Linked DNA regions of Mus musculus: region 2 is linked to region 1. The links are chromatin loops, found by intact Hi-C in ENCODE. Cell type or tissue: left cerebral cortex. All regions are shown on one strand.

What was found. A loop is a pair of places that touch in the nucleus more often than their neighbours do. Peaks named below come from ENCODE experiments on the same cell type or tissue, not always from the same donor. Only the 100,000 strongest peaks of a DNase experiment are listed, where the experiment ranks them.
Region 2: a loop joins it to region 1, with 7 times the contacts of the local background. A loop is called at or near these places in 9 of 42 quality-filtered maps.

The regions. Positions count from the first base shown.
Region 1 is chr2:25,182,982-25,190,981 of GRCm38, forward strand. Nrarp (Notch-regulated ankyrin repeat protein) reads left to right here. Exons shown (of 1, transcript NM_025980.2): 1 at 1-358. It overlaps Gm52547 (a long non-coding RNA gene), which reads right to left and starts at 4,085. Exons shown (of 2, transcript XR_003953999.1): 1 at 2,815-4,085; 2 at 1,393-2,208. In left cerebral cortex, CTCF peaks have their summits at 3,551 (motif pointing left) and 4,648 (motif pointing left); DNase peaks (open chromatin) are centred at 549 and 2,857; H3K4me3 peaks cover 1,347 bases; H3K27ac peaks cover 1,393 bases.
Region 2 is chr2:25,094,600-25,102,599 of GRCm38, forward strand. Noxa1 (NADPH oxidase activator 1) reads right to left here and starts at 606. Exons shown (of 12, transcript NM_172204.4): 1 at 149-606. The coding sequence starts at 325. In left cerebral cortex, a CTCF peak has its summit at 4,568 (motif pointing right); DNase peaks (open chromatin) are centred at 3,885, 4,579 and 5,291; H3K27ac peaks cover 737 bases.

The sequences.
Region 1 (8,000 bases):
GACACAGGTGGGTGGAGCCCTTTGTGCCGCCTGGCCATATTCTTCGGTCTTCTGCGCTTTTATGAACCAGTGTGGGAGGAATAGTGATAATGTCATGAGAATGGCAGACACTGAGACAAGCACAGATTACTTCAAAAGGAGTTCTGTATGGTTTTTCTACACGCAAATGCCTTTTTAATTATGTTAATTAATGTTAAAACGTACTGGGCCTATGTTGAAGCTTCAGATGGGTCCTGGTTGGTCTCTTCTATCTGTATGAAGTCTGTGGCACACTCCTAAGCGTACGATATAGACTTGTAGCCCATCGTGAAAAATTTATAAATAAATTTTTCATTGGTCTTTTTATATTAAAAAAAAATACTGGTTTTAATTTTGGCACAAGTCCTGGGTCCCCCTCTAAGGGCCATGGCGTCCTACCTTCAGCTAATGAATGATGGCTGCTTGGGTTGTGAATCTATTGACAAGACCAAGCTGGGTAAAATGTGAACTCAGTCTAGCTCAGCTGTCAAGTCCAAGTCAACCACAGGAACCCAGATGCCACCTTAGTAGTTCGTGTCTCAGCTACTTCCTGGCAGAGTGGCTGAGACCTCCCCAGAGAGATCTGCTTATAGCTCATCATGCTTCCTACCCAGCCTGAAAGTTGAAACCCTGGAGGAACTTCTGCACAGATGAGGGTCTCTTTAGATTTGGGGGAACATTCCTGTTGCTCCTGGACAAGCAAAACACCTCTAGAGATTTGGGCTTCTAGGGCCAAATTCACCAAAAAGCAGATCTGAATTAGATCCAGGGTTCTCATGCCTGTGATTTGAGAAAATGCACTGGAGGACCATCGACAGCCCATTCCTGGGTCCTGCATGGGATTCAGGGGAGGAGGTGCCTGATGGGACCAGAATAGCAGCAACCAGCAGAGGAGATCCAATGGAGCCATGGTATAAGTGGCTGTTCTCCTGATACAAACTCCAAGCAGCCATCAGTCCCACACACACACACCCTTCGGGCTCCTACTTTAACATTTTCTCCTCAGCAACAGTAAGGTTATTAAACTTCTGAGCAGACTATGATGTGATACTCTGCAGAGAGATGGGACCTTCCTCAGGAAGTCGCACCCCAGGAATTGTGTCTACCAGGAATTGTAGCCCACAGCTAGAAGGATGTGGCCAGTTGAGTGTTTTTAGTCCCCACCCTCTCCCTAGACTGTCCAGTACTAACCTGGAGTGTGAGGAGGGGAACGCTCATCAAGCCTTTACAGCACCTTTAAAATTCCCCCACCTAAGAGAGGCTCGAGGGCTTCCAGGTATACATTTGCTAACTACAATCCTGCAACTCCCCAAAGTTCTCTTTGGAGGGAGCCAACAGACACACAGTGCCATGAATGAAATGAAGCTAAGAAGAGATGGCAAACCTGTGTGGTGGCATAGACCTTTAATCCAAGCACTGAGGAAGCAGAGGCAGGCAGATCTCTGAGTTCGAGGCCAGCCTGGTCTACACAGTGAGTTCCAGGACAGCCAGAGCTACACAGAGAAACCCTGTCTCAGACAAACAAAAACACAAAAAAAGATGGCTGAGGAAGGAGCTGTAGAGGAACCCATGCTGTCTGGGCTGTTGTGAACGCACAAGCCTCTTCACAATGCAGTACTCTAGGAGGCAGGTACGTAGACACATGCTGAACGCTTACATCACCATAGTCCTTCCCTTTGGTGGGCTCAGAACTATGGCGCGAATGCCAGTTAGTCAGTCCCACCGAGTGCACAGAGCCAGCCATCTTGCCTTAAAGGGTACTGTGGGCAGCGTGTTCAGGACCCAAGTTTTCCAGGAAGAGTGCTCTACTTCTATGGCATGGCTCCCATGACAGAGCACACTTGTGCAGTGGGAACAGACAGAAGTCTCTGCTCCCTAGATGTGACCAGGTCAAGGTTGCTATATCTCTGGTGCCCATTTCCCTAGAATGCAGTGGCCAGTGGTCCTTACAGCTCAACAAAGTACCTGCTGCAGTGGAGCAGGAGTGGTATGGACTTGATGAGTCTCTGGTAAATTTCCATCCTCTTCCCAAACTGGTCCAGGTTAGGGCCGGTGAAAAGAAGTTATAGATGATCCAGGTCCCCTCTCTGTCCTGGCCTTCCAGAGCTGCAGATGTGCCTGTTGCACAAGCCAAGAGGCACTGAGAGGACCTGGACAAGGACTGGGCACCAGAAGCAGCACTGGGAAGCCCTGAAGACAGAAGGGACACAGAGAACGCAAGGGTCAAGGCCTGCCCCCTGTTCTCAGTGCTTGGCTCCTATCCATCTCTGATCAAACCCATTACACAGAAAACATTTACTGCCAGAAATGCAGAAATATTGTCCAATCGTAAGAGTGGACTGGGAAGAGCCAACGGGGGAGAGCCAGGACACAGAGCAGGACAGAAAGGGAAAAGAGAAGTGACTATGGGGCAGTCTGTCTCCAAAGCTCATCACAAGAATGGTCAGGGGCGTGCACTACAGATGAAGGAATAGCAACCCTTTGACCTGGGAAAGCCAGCTGTGTCTTGGTACTCCCACGAGGCCTGAAGGAAAGAGGCGACATCCATGGGCCTTGAAGGACGGGAAAGGAGGCCTTGTGCTTAGGACTGCTAAGCAACAAAGTCCAAGCCCTCCGTATAAGGGCTCAGACCATAGGAGGGGCCGTCGAAGGTCTGGGAACCTCAGCAACTGCTCCTTCTGAGGCCTTGGCAAGACCTTCCTGGGGCTCTAGGGTCTCTGGAGGCCGCCCTCCCCCACCGCTCAGCCCCGCCCCCGTGCGGCGCATTCTTCTGGTTGGATGTCCTTCCGACAGTACCCTGCGCGTCCGTCTGTCGGTCTTTCTTCTTTCGCCCGCACCAAAGCCGCGGCCCATTCATTCCGGAGGCCTCTGCCCTCTCCTGAGCCGGTCCTCGCTCGGCGAGCAGCTGCTATGCTAATGAGGACGGCGGCGGGTGGGGCGGGCAAGCACTCACAAAGGCAGAATCTTTACATTCAAAGCCAGCGGGGCAGTTCCTGCGAGCCCGCCAGGCGAGGCGGCCGGGAGCGGCGCCCTCCGGCGCACCGGCTGCCCGAGCACCCACTGCCCGGCTCGGTATGAGGGCAGAGACCAGCTGTCGTCTGCTCGAGGTCACGGCCTGGGACCCGTAGCTACTTAGGACCTGCCTGTGCCCTCCCCCCTCCCCCCAGACGCTTCTCTTAGTGGCTCGGGTACTCTCGGTACTCGTGTGCAGGGCTGCGAGTGACACTGCCGCCATCCCCAAGACAAGGAGGTTGGATGAGACCCAAGCAGAGTCTGGTCCTGACCAAACAGGAGCAGAGATCTCCGGTCACCTCCCCGCGAGCAGGCAGGGTTCCCCTTCGGCAAGGAGGGACAGGGACAGGGCGTGGGGACGGGGCAAAACTGGCTCTCTGGGTACCGGACGAGCCTTGCCCAGCCTGGACCTGATGACCTCGGTTCTTCCTGTGGAGCTTAAAGCAAGTTAGGGGGAAAGGAGTGGAAGCTGGGGAGGGGGCGGCTGCGGCTGGCCTGCGAGCTTATGCTGCCTCCCTGTGGTCCTCGCCTGCACTGTGGTCCCCGCCAAGAACACTAGGTGTATGGCCGAGGTGGACACCTGGTTACCCAGGACTCCAACCTCCCTATATACATCGAAGGTTGGGTGAAGTGCTTAGATCATGAAGGGGCAAGAGCTGACATGCACAGGTCAGAAAGGCATGACCATCTGGGTCTGCCCCAGGGGTGGTAACCCGACAAGGTGGGTATGGAACAGAAGGAGACTTCTCCGAACCAGATAGGCCAACTCTGACTACACAGCCTAGGCTAAAGCAATGGAATATGGTGTTAGTGTATGACGAGCAGGATGGATGGAGAAAAAGAGGAAGGGAAAGACCAGGGAGGAATGCACAGAGGGCCTTGGCAGTGTTGCTGAAATTGAAAGATTGATCATTTGTGGGATGGACAGGAAAGCAACAGATCAGAAGGAAAAGCATTAGGTGGGAAGACTACCCAACTGGGACCCCTGGACCACTCCTGCGGTCCCTATGTCTTCACCAAATGGAAAAAGGATATCCCAAGGCCCAAGACTTTAAAGATGGTTAGCAGAACTCCTACAGTTGTAGCCCTGCACCCAAGGGCCACACTTCTAATGGCTGCCGGATATAGGACACATTCCAAATGATCGTTAGGATAGATTCGAGGGTGCCTCTGAGTGTAGAGCCTGGAGCCTCTGGTGGGAGTCATGTGGGCAAGGCCCTGTGGGCCAGTGGTGGCTGGCACTAGTAAGCTGCCTCTCCTTCTGCAACCTTATGAATGATAAGCATATGAAACCATAGCCAATTCAATGAATTCCCTCCCTCCCTCCTTCCTTTCTTCCTGTCGCCCTCCTCCCTGTTCTGTAGCCCCAGCGGACCTGGAGCTTGAGTCTAGGCCTCAAATGTAGAGCTCCTTCAGCTTCTACCTCCCAGTCTCCTGCTGGGATTAAAGGGGTGCACCACCACTGCCTGGCAATTAAGTGGTTTCTTTTGGGCTGGTGAGATGGCTCATCAGGTAAGAGCACTGACTGCTCTTCCGAAGGTTCAAATCCCAGCAACTACATGGTGGCTCACAACCATCCTTAATGAGATCTGATGCCCTCTTCTGGAGTGTCTGAAGACAGCTACAATGTACTTATTGGGCTGGAGCAAGCAGGGATGGAAGGAGAGGGTGGGGCTGACCAGAGTGAGCAGAGGTCCTAAATTCAATTCCCAGCAACCACATGAAGGTTCACAACTATCTGTACAGCTACAGTGTACTCATATACATAAAACATCTTTAAAAAAAATGGTTTCTTTTCATTTGCTTTGGCATAGCAATATAAAAGTAGTTAAGATATACATCTATCAAAACCTACCTTTGAAGGCTGCTGAGATGGCCCAGATGGCACTTGGCTACCCAAGCCTGCCGACCAGAGTAAAAGGAGAGGAGACCAGCAGCTCCACAGGTGTCCTGTGACCTCCACACACTGGCTGTGGCACACACTCACGCATGCGCATCATGTACACAGCTAGGCTTGGTAGCTGTCGCATGCCTACAGTCTCAGCACTCAGAACCTGTGAGTCGGAGGCCAGCCAGAGCTACATAGTGAGACCCAGTCTGGAGAAAATAAATTAAAATTAAAAATAACTTTTTGAACCAGGTGTGGTGAAACGCCTTTAGTCCCAGAACTTGGGAGGCAGAGGCAAGAAGTTCTGATTCAAGGCCAGCCTGATCTAGAGTGAGTTCCAGGACAGCCAAGGCTATACAGAGAGACCCTGCCTCAAACCTGCACACCCCCCAAAAAATAATTTAATATTAAGATTGGTGGTTGTAGCATACACCTTTAATCCAAGAACTAGGGAGGCAGAGGCAGGTTAATCTCTGAGTTTGAGGCCAGCCTGGCTACACAGAGAAACCCTGTCTTGAAAATTCAATAACAACAACAACAATAAACAACTAAAAACTTTTTTAAAAAACTAATAAAAACTAAGAGCTTTGGGGACTAGGCATGTGTGGAGCATTTGTTTTTGTTTTTTTTTTTTTTCTAGACAGGGTTTCTCTGTGTAGCCCTGGCTATCCTGAAACTTAGTCTATAGACCAGTCTGACCTCAAACTCAGAGATCCTCCTGCCTCTGCCTCCTGAGTGCTGGGATCAAAGACATGTGCTACCACCACCAAACTTATTTTATTTCTTAAAGTCCCTAGAACAGGTTTCTGTCTGGGTGGTTGATGGGTTCACTATGGGAAAAGACAATAGTATGTCTTTTGCTTATTTTATTTATTTATTTATTTATTTATTTATTTATTTATTTATTGTGAGTTTTACTATATATCTTTGGCTGTCCTAGAACTTACTATATAGACTGCAAGCTGCCTCAAACTCACAGAGATTCCCGTGCCTCTGCCTCCTGAGTGCTGGAATTAAAGCTGCGGGCCACTATACCCACCTTGAAACAGCATTTTTGAAAGTTAAAAAAAGAATGAAAAAATGTTACAGAGCTGGAGGGATGACTCAGTGGCTAAGAGCTCTTGCAAAGGGCCTTGGTTCAATTCCCAGCACCCATGTCTGCCACCCACAGTCTAGCTCCAAGGGATCCTCTTCTGGCCCCTGGGGACACCAACACTAACATAAGCATAATTAAAATAAAATTTTTTTAAATGGGGGTTGGAGAGATGGCTCAGCAGTTAAGTGCACTGACTGCTTTTCCAGAGGTCTTGAGTTCAATTCCCAACAATCACATGGTGGCTCACAACCATCGGTAATAGGATCTGGTGCCCTGTGTGTCTGAAGACAACAAGTGTACTCATATACATAAAATAAATATATAATTCTTTAAAAATAAAATCTGGGGCTGGAGAGATGGCTCAGTGGGTAAGATACCCAACTGCTCTTCCGAAGGTCCTGAGTTCAAATCCCAGCAACCACATGGTGGCTCACAACCATCCTTAATGAGATCTGACGCCCTCTTCTGGACTGTTGGAAGACAGCTACAGTGTACTTACATATAATAAAAATAAAATAAATTTTAAAAAATTAAAAAAATAAAATAAAATCTGGGTTGGAGAGATGGTTCAGTGGTTAGGAACACTGGCTTCTCTCATCAAGGACCTGAGTGCAATTCCTAGCACCTACATGGAGACTCCCAACCGAATGTAACTATAGTCCCTAAGAATCAGAATTCTTCTTCTGGCACCCCATGCACCAAGCATGCCTGTAGCGCACGGCCATATAACCAGGCAAGACACCCACACACATAAAATAAATAAAGCTTTATAATAATAATAATAATAACAAACCTTTAAAATTATTTCACAAAAATAGTAATTTTTGCGAGAAAGAAACAGTCTTCTTTTGATGCTCTTCATCAAAATCTTGCCGCCTCCACCTTTGTCCCTTCTGTCTAGCTATATAGCTATTCTGTGGCCATGAGCACATTATATCAGAAGCATGGATGGCCACATTTGTGCTCTTCTACACTGTTAAGACTTTATTACATAAACTCATGAACTAGGTTAGCTGTGGTGGCTGAAATTCTCCAAGTTGTCCTGATTTCCCTTGATAGCTGACTACTAACAAAACACATTTTCTGTTCCAATGCCAATACCATATTGTACAGGCTGGTGTTGTGTGTCAACTTGACACAGCTGGAGTTATCACAGAGAAAGGAGCCTCCCTTGGGGAAATGCCTCAGTGAGATCCAGCTGTAAGGCATTTTCTCAATTAGTGATCAAAGGTTGGGAGTGCCCATTTTGGGTGGTGCCATCCCTGGGCTGGTAGTCCTGTTTTGTTTTGTTTTTTTGGTGTTTTTTTTTTCCTTTTTTCTTTTTGTTTTGTTTTGTTTCAGGACAGGGTTTCTCCGTATAGTCCTGGCTGGCCTGGAACTCACTTTGTAGACCAGGCAGGCCTCGAACTCAGAAATCCTCCTATCTCTGCCTCCCAAGTGCTGGGATTAAAGGCGTGCGCCACCACCACCCTGCTATCCTGGGTTCCTTAAGAAAGCAAGCTGAACAAGCCAGGGGAAGCAAGCCTGTAAGTAACATCCCTCCATGGCCTCTGCATCAGCTCCTGCTTCCTGACCTGCTTGAGTTCCAGTCCTGACTTCCTTTGGTGATGAACAGCAATGTGGAAGTGTAAGGTGAATAAACCCTTTCTTCCCCAACTTACTTCTTGGTCATAATGTTTGTGCAGGAAAAGAAACCCCGACTAAGACACATATTAATCCCAGACCAGACATTATACATCACATGGTAATTATATCTACGTACAAATAGAGGTTATAGAAAGGCTACAATGGGGATAAAAGAGGCTACAAAGAGAATCTCCAAGTTGGAGAGCAGGTGGTAGATAAAGTTCTTAGAGAGCTGCCAGGGACACCACCACAAAACCAAGCTCTCTGTGGTTTGGAGTCAAGTCCCATGATGGATCAGACCTGCCGAGGCAAGGGACAGGTTTGAGGTGAATGGGTGGCAGCCAGATCCCTGCCTGCTGC
Region 2 (8,000 bases), 88 kb before region 1:
ACTATAAGGTGCGGAAGAGCGTCTTTTTCCAGGATGCCCATTGGAAGATAAGGTTTTATGTTCGCAGTCACATCTTCATCTGCATTCCCCTAAAGCCTCCACCAGGGATGTGAGAGGGGAATCTGTTATCCAGTCCTGGGGTGCTTACCCGCAGCGCAGCCTCGGGATCCCCTGCCATCAGATGCACACAGCCCCTGTTAAAGTACATCCTAGCCAGCGGCTCTCGGACATCTGAGAAGAAGCACAGCGCAGAGTCCCAGTCTTCGCGTGCCACGGCCAGCACACCCCGGTGCCAGTCCCGTATCTGATCCCCTAGAGAGCTCATGGAGCGGGGACGCCTGCTTTGAGGCGAAGGAAGTTAGCGATTCTAGCTGGAGCGCGTGGGACAGGAGGAGGGTGCCCCACAGAAGCTGGGAGGCCGTAGGCCAGGGCCAAGGGGACCGGGACAGCAATGAGAAGCAGCTGGTAGCAAGACAACTGGAGTTGTGACAGTCGGTCCTTGAAACTGAGTAGATGGCCCAAGGCTTAGGCCCCTCTCTCACGCCCCGCCTAGAACTACTTAAACAAGTCCCTAGCACTGAGGAGAGGGTCTATGATCACATAGCCACACCCCTGCATTCGTCAGGCCTATCTGTCCACTCCCTGGCTTAGCTCAACGCCAATGAAACCACGGTTATCTCAATATGGACACGCCTTCTCCACCTCCTAGTTCTTGCCAGGAAGCAGGTGTGAGCACGCCCCTTACTCAAGCCAAGCCCACACCATCTTTTTTCTGGCAAGTTCAGAACTTCAGTGTGCCCTAGATGGGCCCCCGACGTCTATTATGCAAAACTGCAGAGTGTTTGGGGAAACCCCGGGGAAAGTGCTGCACGACCGGGCCAAGGTTCCGGGGTCAGTATGGACGGTGCATTGCAGAGCTGCTTGCTCAGAGGTCAGCGTGGTCAGGCAAGTGGGCGGCCTAAAGGAGAAACAATCTAAAGGCTGGTAGAGCTCGACCTCCAGACCCGCCTCTTCAGAAGTGACCGGGTGGGCTTGGAGACTCTGGAGCAACAAGATGGGCCGGACTGGATGCCATGTGGCTAGGCCTTAGAAGCCGGATTGGGGCCTCGGAGTCAGGTGTATCGGTCGGTGGTGGGGCAGCCCGCGAGGGCTTTCTCCACTAGTGGGCGCTGGCCTGGCTGCTACTCTCCCTTGCGAGTGTGGCCATTGGGACTGAGTCTTCTACACTGCTCTCCAGGTGGATCACAGCTATCCAGAAAAACTAGCGGTTGGACAGGGATTGTGTCTTGTATAGACAGGTGGGGCAGCCCAATGTAGACTCTGCAGGACACCCAGAAGTTGATGTCCACCTTCATAATCTTGCTCGAATAAGGCCCATCCACAGTATGGGAGTCATGTGCCTTCCCCAAACTGCTGATACCAACATTAATCTCTACTGAAGTTTTCTCCCTGACATTTGGGGCACCATGGCTTGGCAGGGTTGACACATGAAATAACACCACAACACCCAATCCAAGTAGCTAGGCTCAGCTGTATCGTGGGCTCATTACCCTTCCTTGCCTGGTTGTTGATCCCCTGTACTCAGAGTCACAGCTGATTCTCCTTCCTGTGTGACGCAGGACAGCTAACTTTTCATTCCTCCATACGTGTAACAATGGCAGCAATCAATTCTGTCCTACGAAGGCTTTTCTGAGAGCTGAATGAGATCTCATAGTGTCAGCAAACAGTTGGTGCTCAGCAGTGCTTGTCATCCTGAGTTCCCAGGGGCTGTGTCCCTTGGCATTTCTCTATGGGCTGAGTTTCCCTAAACTGCTGCCTGGAGTACGTGGATGTTGCTAACCTGACTTCTTTAAGTCCTAGTGCAGCCATTCTGCCCCAATACCCAGATCTTGTATTGTCTCCGTGCAGGCTGGTCACTTTCCCTTGTTTGGCTCCTCTCCCTCTTGCTACTCACTGCCCCTTCCTGGAAGCCCAGCCTAAACTCTATCCCTGCCTTCCCAGCCCCATCTGCCCATTTTCTTTTCCATAGGTCAGAATTCTTTCTAGAATGTTCCATAGCCCATATGGTGGTTTGAATGAAAATGACCCCCATATTCTCATACATTTGAATGCTTGGTTCCCACTTGGTGGAATTGTTTGGGAAGGGCCCGGAGGTATTTCCTCAGTGGAGGGAGTATGTCCCTGGGGATTGGACTTTGAGGTTTCAAAAAGCCCACACCATTCCCAATTAGCTCTCTTGCTCCCTGTTTCATGCTTGTAGATCAAAACACACACTCTTGGCTACAACTGTAGAGCCACATCTGCCTACCTGCCACCATGCTCCTGCCCTGGTGGACATGGACTCACTCTTAGAACTGTAAGCCCCAGATCAATTTTTTCTTCTCTAAGTTTCCTTAGTCAAGGTGTCTATACAGCTATAGAAAACTAACCAAGACAGCCCATTTTCTTATGTTGCATGGTGTAGAACATGGTCCCAAGTTCTACAAGGAATTCCTCCTGTTCTCTGATGAACCCCAAGTGTCAGCCACAGTGACTTTCCCCTGAGCATATATGATGTGCTCTCCATACATTGGTTTGCATGGATCACCATAATGGCCAGGTAGTTTATGTTTAAGTAGACAGGAACCCTGTTAAGTCTTGGTGTGCGGTCCAGAGGTACGCCAGTTGGACAGACACATGCTTTTGGCTCCATGTAGGTCCATAGCCCTTGTTTGACTGGCATCTGAGTGGCAGGACATCCTCTGGGAATGATTTCAAATTCACTGATGATTCTTAAAGGAAGGTGGATTATAGAAGTTAGATGCTATACAGGCTCTTATCTCCATGTTTGCTGAAGGGTCCAAGGGAACTTCTATACCAGCTTGAAAAGGTCATGTCTGAGGGCCAAGCCTCAATTTCCTTTTAAGAGAGGTCACTCAAGAAAGTGAATTGGACATGGGGTCATTTACCCTCTCCTCCTCTGGCCTTGCAGGATCTAGAGGGGAGGTGGGGTGAGCAATGGAAGGGTACCCGAGGATTCTCCTTTGTGTACATGAGCCAATGCTGTCCCGGGAGCACAGGTGTGGGCCAGACTTTCCACAGAGGGCCAGACAAGTGTGGGTGAAGCTGTCGGAAAGTAAGATCTGTGTACTGCAAATGGAAGCCCAAGATGATACCACCATCGTAGTGAAAGATAGTCTAGTGGTTCCTCAGATAAATAGAAATGTATCCACACAAAGCTGGCAGAGTAGCTGGGTATATTGTTGGCACTGGTTGATGCAGGATAGTGAGTCGACTGGCTTGCCTCAACTAGATAGCAAGGCACTGTCTTAAATAAATAAATAAATAAAAATGTAAAAGGAAGCAAACAAAACATACATACAAGTGTTCCAAGTGACACTATTTATAATAGCAAAAGGAGGTGGGGAGACCAAACCAGATGTCTGATTACTGATACATTCATGCTCCATCCAGGCAATTATTTTTCATTCGGTTATAAAAAGGCATGAGGCTCTGATATAGCTTGGGTATACTTTGAGGAGACATGCCACTTGTAAAAACACAGATATTCTATGATCCTGTTTGTGGAAAATATCCAGAACAAGCAAATTCATAGAGGAGAGGAGGAAGTGTGGGGTGATCTCTGGCAGATAATGAGATGTCCTTTAGTTGAACTGTGCAGAAGGCAAGCTTTATTGTATATGAGTTACGCTGATAAACTGTGGGACATTTCTGAGATGTGTGCAGACTCAGGGTGAGGAGTTGTGAGTAAGTAGTGGTGTTTACAGAGGAGGCCTGAGCCAGCCTGGCTGCAGAGGCCCAGTTATGCCAGCCAGCCTTCTCAATCCCTCCTTTGTCCTGGCTGCCTTGGTGTCTCTGGCATCTGAGGGCTGCTGTGTTCTGTTCCTAGTAGGCTCCAGGTACCAGCTCTGCCCCACTGTGCATCTCTTCCCTCCCCTTGTCTCCCAGGCTATATGGCAAGTCCAGAGTCACGTGTAACCCTCAGCTAGGGCCTGAAGGACCTGGAGACCTACCTTGGAACCTACACGGGACCAGATCCAAGTCGGAACCAGCAAGTCAGAATACAGAGGGAACTGGGAACCCACTCAAAGCCAGTGCTCTAGACTGAGCCAGGAGTCTCCCATCCCTCACCCCACGGTCATTCCCCATGCCAGACCCAGAAAGAGGACAGGAGGGACACACCTTGACCTACCAGTGTTCCCTGGAGCCTGATGCTTCTTCCAGACAGAGCCAGCCCAAGGTGGGCTGGAAGCGAGAAAGAGAAGCAGCAGAGAGACTGGGATGGGCACTGTTCTCAGTGGACCCAGTGAGGCCAGATTCTGCTCCAGTTAGGACAAACAGATGAACTGGGCCCTGGGTGGTTCCCATGCTCTGTTGTATGCTATCACAGTGGCGGCTGAGGGCAGGGCCTGCCTGGTGCAGAGAGTTCCTGGGTGTGCAAGCAGGAAGGTGCTCGGGGGTGGGGTGGGGTGGAGGCACAGTAACTTTCAGCCAGCTGATCTAAGAACAGTGCTGTCCTGCTGATGGAGAGTGACTGGGAAGAGACTGGACTTGGCCAGCAGAGGGGCCCAGAGACCAGTTTCTAGTGGCTATCTGTGGCCTTAGCATAGAAAGCCTGTGTGCTACTTCTTTGGGGCTGTACGACTAGCAGTGAGTTTTCTACGGTAACTTTTGAATCCTCCAGCCCTTGAGAGACCAGAGGCTACATCCCACTTCCCATATGTCCAACATGATCACTGAGGGCATCCCGAGGGAAGTTCAGGATGGCCTTGGCCATCTCTGGAAATCTAACCATACCTGATTAGGTTCCCCTTTACCTAGCCCTGCTACTACCCGATTGCAAGAAAAGTCTGTAGCTCTCTGCTGGGTTTTTTAAAATCTTGTGTGTGCATACGAGTTTTCAATGTGCACATTCATGTGTAAGTATAGAGGCCCCATGTGGAGGTCAGAGGACACCTGTTAACCATCTTCTGTCACCTGGCTTGCTACCGCATACGCCAGGCTATCTGGCCCACAAGCTTTTGGGGACTCCTATCTCTGTCTTCTTTCCATTCATAGGTACAGACTGGCTGTACAGGGACACACACCAGGGTATCTGACTTACAGGAACACACACTAGTGTGTCTGGCTGTACAAGGACATATCAGCGTCCCTGAGCACATTAGCTAGGGAAGTCACTGAACTCCCTCTGCTGTGTCTGTGGAATGGTCTTCCTTGTGCAGAGGTGAGGGGATGGGAGCTGAGGAGAGTGTATCAGTGCAGGGAAGCAGCAGGAAGTGTCTGTGGGCGTGAGCTGTCACCCTGGTTACCTCCTTGCTGCCTGGATTAGTTCATTTGTTTCTTCACTTGTTTGTTCATTAATATTCATCAAACTTGAATATTCATCAAACATCTTAGGCAGTGGCTTTGATGCCAGAATGGAGCATGCAGCTTGGGAATGGTCAATGGAGACTGCTGGGAAGCTGAGTAAGAAGAATATCAGCGTATCTTCCTCTAGGTCATCTTCACAGCCCACTTGGTGCTCTGTTCCTGATGACTTGGTCCCAGGCTTTTCATTTTATTTTTTGCAAGAGGTTTTTTTTTTTTCAGGAAACGTGATGGAGGCTAATCTCAAATTCCTCCTACCTTGGCCTTTTGAGAACTGGAACCATAGGTGTGTGTGCTCTAATGCCAAACTTGCTTGATACTTCTGCCTAGCATCCACATATGGGCATGGAGATTTGTCTGTGAGCAACAGATCCCATTGAGGGAACCCAGGACTCTGATAGGTGGAAGACAAGTTACAGAGCCCCACGGCTGCTGGCATAGGAAAAAGCCACCTTGCTGGGTTAAATTTATCATTTGCTGCCAGGAGTTGTAGCTGCTTCATAGCGGGTCAAAGAAAACTCCTTTTGGGAATGGTCTAGGGACAACCAATAGCAAGGAGTCAAGCACATACTATTTTATGTAGAGGGAGCTGTGTCCATAATAACCTTCTTCTTGTTGAGGCTTCTATTCCTTCCATCACAAGACATAAACAGTATACTGTCAGGAGTCTGGAAACCATGTTTGCTGGGCAATGGACGGTTTCCCTGGCCACTCCTCACTGGATATGGGGAAGACCTGGCTCATAGGTTTCTCCAGCAGCTCTGGATGCTCAGAGATCTTGGTCAGCTTTGCTTGTGAGCACATTCACACTGTGTCTGGAGGTCTTACAAGTTGCAGAGGGGGTTGATATGAATTCAAGACCTGGCCAACTGGTTGTTAGTAGCAGGATCTTGGAGAGGTGTACTCAATGACCATTACCAGAGAGAAAGCTGGGGGGAATGTGCCTTCCACCGGGGGGTGCTGAACATCTAGAGGTCAGCTCTGCTGAACTATAGTGCAGGTAGAGTGGTCAGGGCTAATCGTGACAAGAGATTCATGCTTCCATGTGACAGTGGGCCTGGCCATGACCCCACAATGGAGTCCTTGGTGCTGCCTGTAGATGGAATGACTTCTAACCTGGGGCTTCTAGCCAAAGCAAGGGAAAGCTTGGCATAAGCAGGTAAGATGCTCGAGAGTGTTTCTCATTTGCTGTACTTTCGAACCAAGAGATAACAAAGACCAGGACCTGACAGCCAGGGGATGCTTGATGCCAGTGAAGGAAGTAAGGAGTGAATTTGGGTGCCAGCTGGGGATAGCAGACTAAGGCTGTGGCTGTCCAGGCTGGAATAGGGCAGAGGTGTGCAGCTGTATTACTGTGTTAGGAGAGATGTGGTGCTATCAGAGTACCAAAGGCGAGAGGTGTGCAGACTGATCTTAAGGACACAGCGTCCATCTTTCTGCACTCTCCCTTAGATCTTATGTCTGTTTATCTATGCCCAGATTCACGACTCCGGCCATCTCCAACTTTATGTTAAGCTAGTGCTGAACTTTAACACATTTTTTTAAAAATTGTGGGAGTTTGTGGTGTGTGTGTGTATGTGTAGGGGTGGATGTGTGTATGTTTGTGTATGTGTGCACATGGGTGCATAGAGGTGTATGTGTACATGTTTGTGTGTGCATTTGAAGGCCAATAATCAACTTTAGGTGTCTTTCCTTGAGTGTTCTCTCTCTCTCTCTCTTATTGTGGGGGGGAGAGGGAGAGGGAGAAAGGTGGAGAGGGAGAGAGGAAAAGGGAGGGAGAGAGGAAAAGGGAGGGAGAGGGGGAGTGGGAGAGAGGGGGAAAGGGAGAGGGTACAGGGAGAGGGAGGGAGAGGAGCGGGAGAACAACTTGTATTGATGCATCCTGGAGTCTGGCTCTTAGCTGCTTCTGTGCCACAGGTTTTCTCCATCTGTTCTGGTCACGGGGATGACTATCCAGTCCAGGCTGGCCCTCCCACATCTCAACTGGACATGAGATTTTAGGTCACTGATTTCTGGATAAGAAGTAGTGCCATGCCCAGTCAGTTCTCTCTGCCCACCATATGGGTCTTGGGGACCAAGCTCATAAGGTCAGATTTGTCAGTGAGAGTCCTTACTTGTAAGCTGGGCCATCTCCCTGGCCCTCCAGATTATTGTTTAAGACAGGGTCTCTCACTGAGCCTGGAGCCACTGATTGGCTAGACAGTTGGCTAGCTGGTTCTGGTTCTGCCTGTCTTGGCCCCTTTAGCCCAGGGGCACAGATGCATGAAGTCACACGGAGCTTTTGCATGAATTCTGGGAACCTAACCTCCGGTTCTCCTTGTACAGCACTAAGCTACCTCCCTGGGCCCTGAAATATTTTTTTTGAGAATTCCCATTTAGTTTCTATATAATTTTATATAATTTCCATTACTCCCATTTTGTGCACTGAGACCATGTTTGCCTTTGACTTCTGGACCATGTTTTTTTTCTGTTCCTCTTTAAACACATGTACAGCTGTACTCTGGCCTTTGCTACTTCATGTCAAAGCTTTATTCTGTGATCTATCTTGCCTCTTATGCCCCTGGTTACATGACATATTTTCCTACTTCTTTTTAGATCTCCTGATTTAGTTTGAGCTGATCCATTTTGTTTGG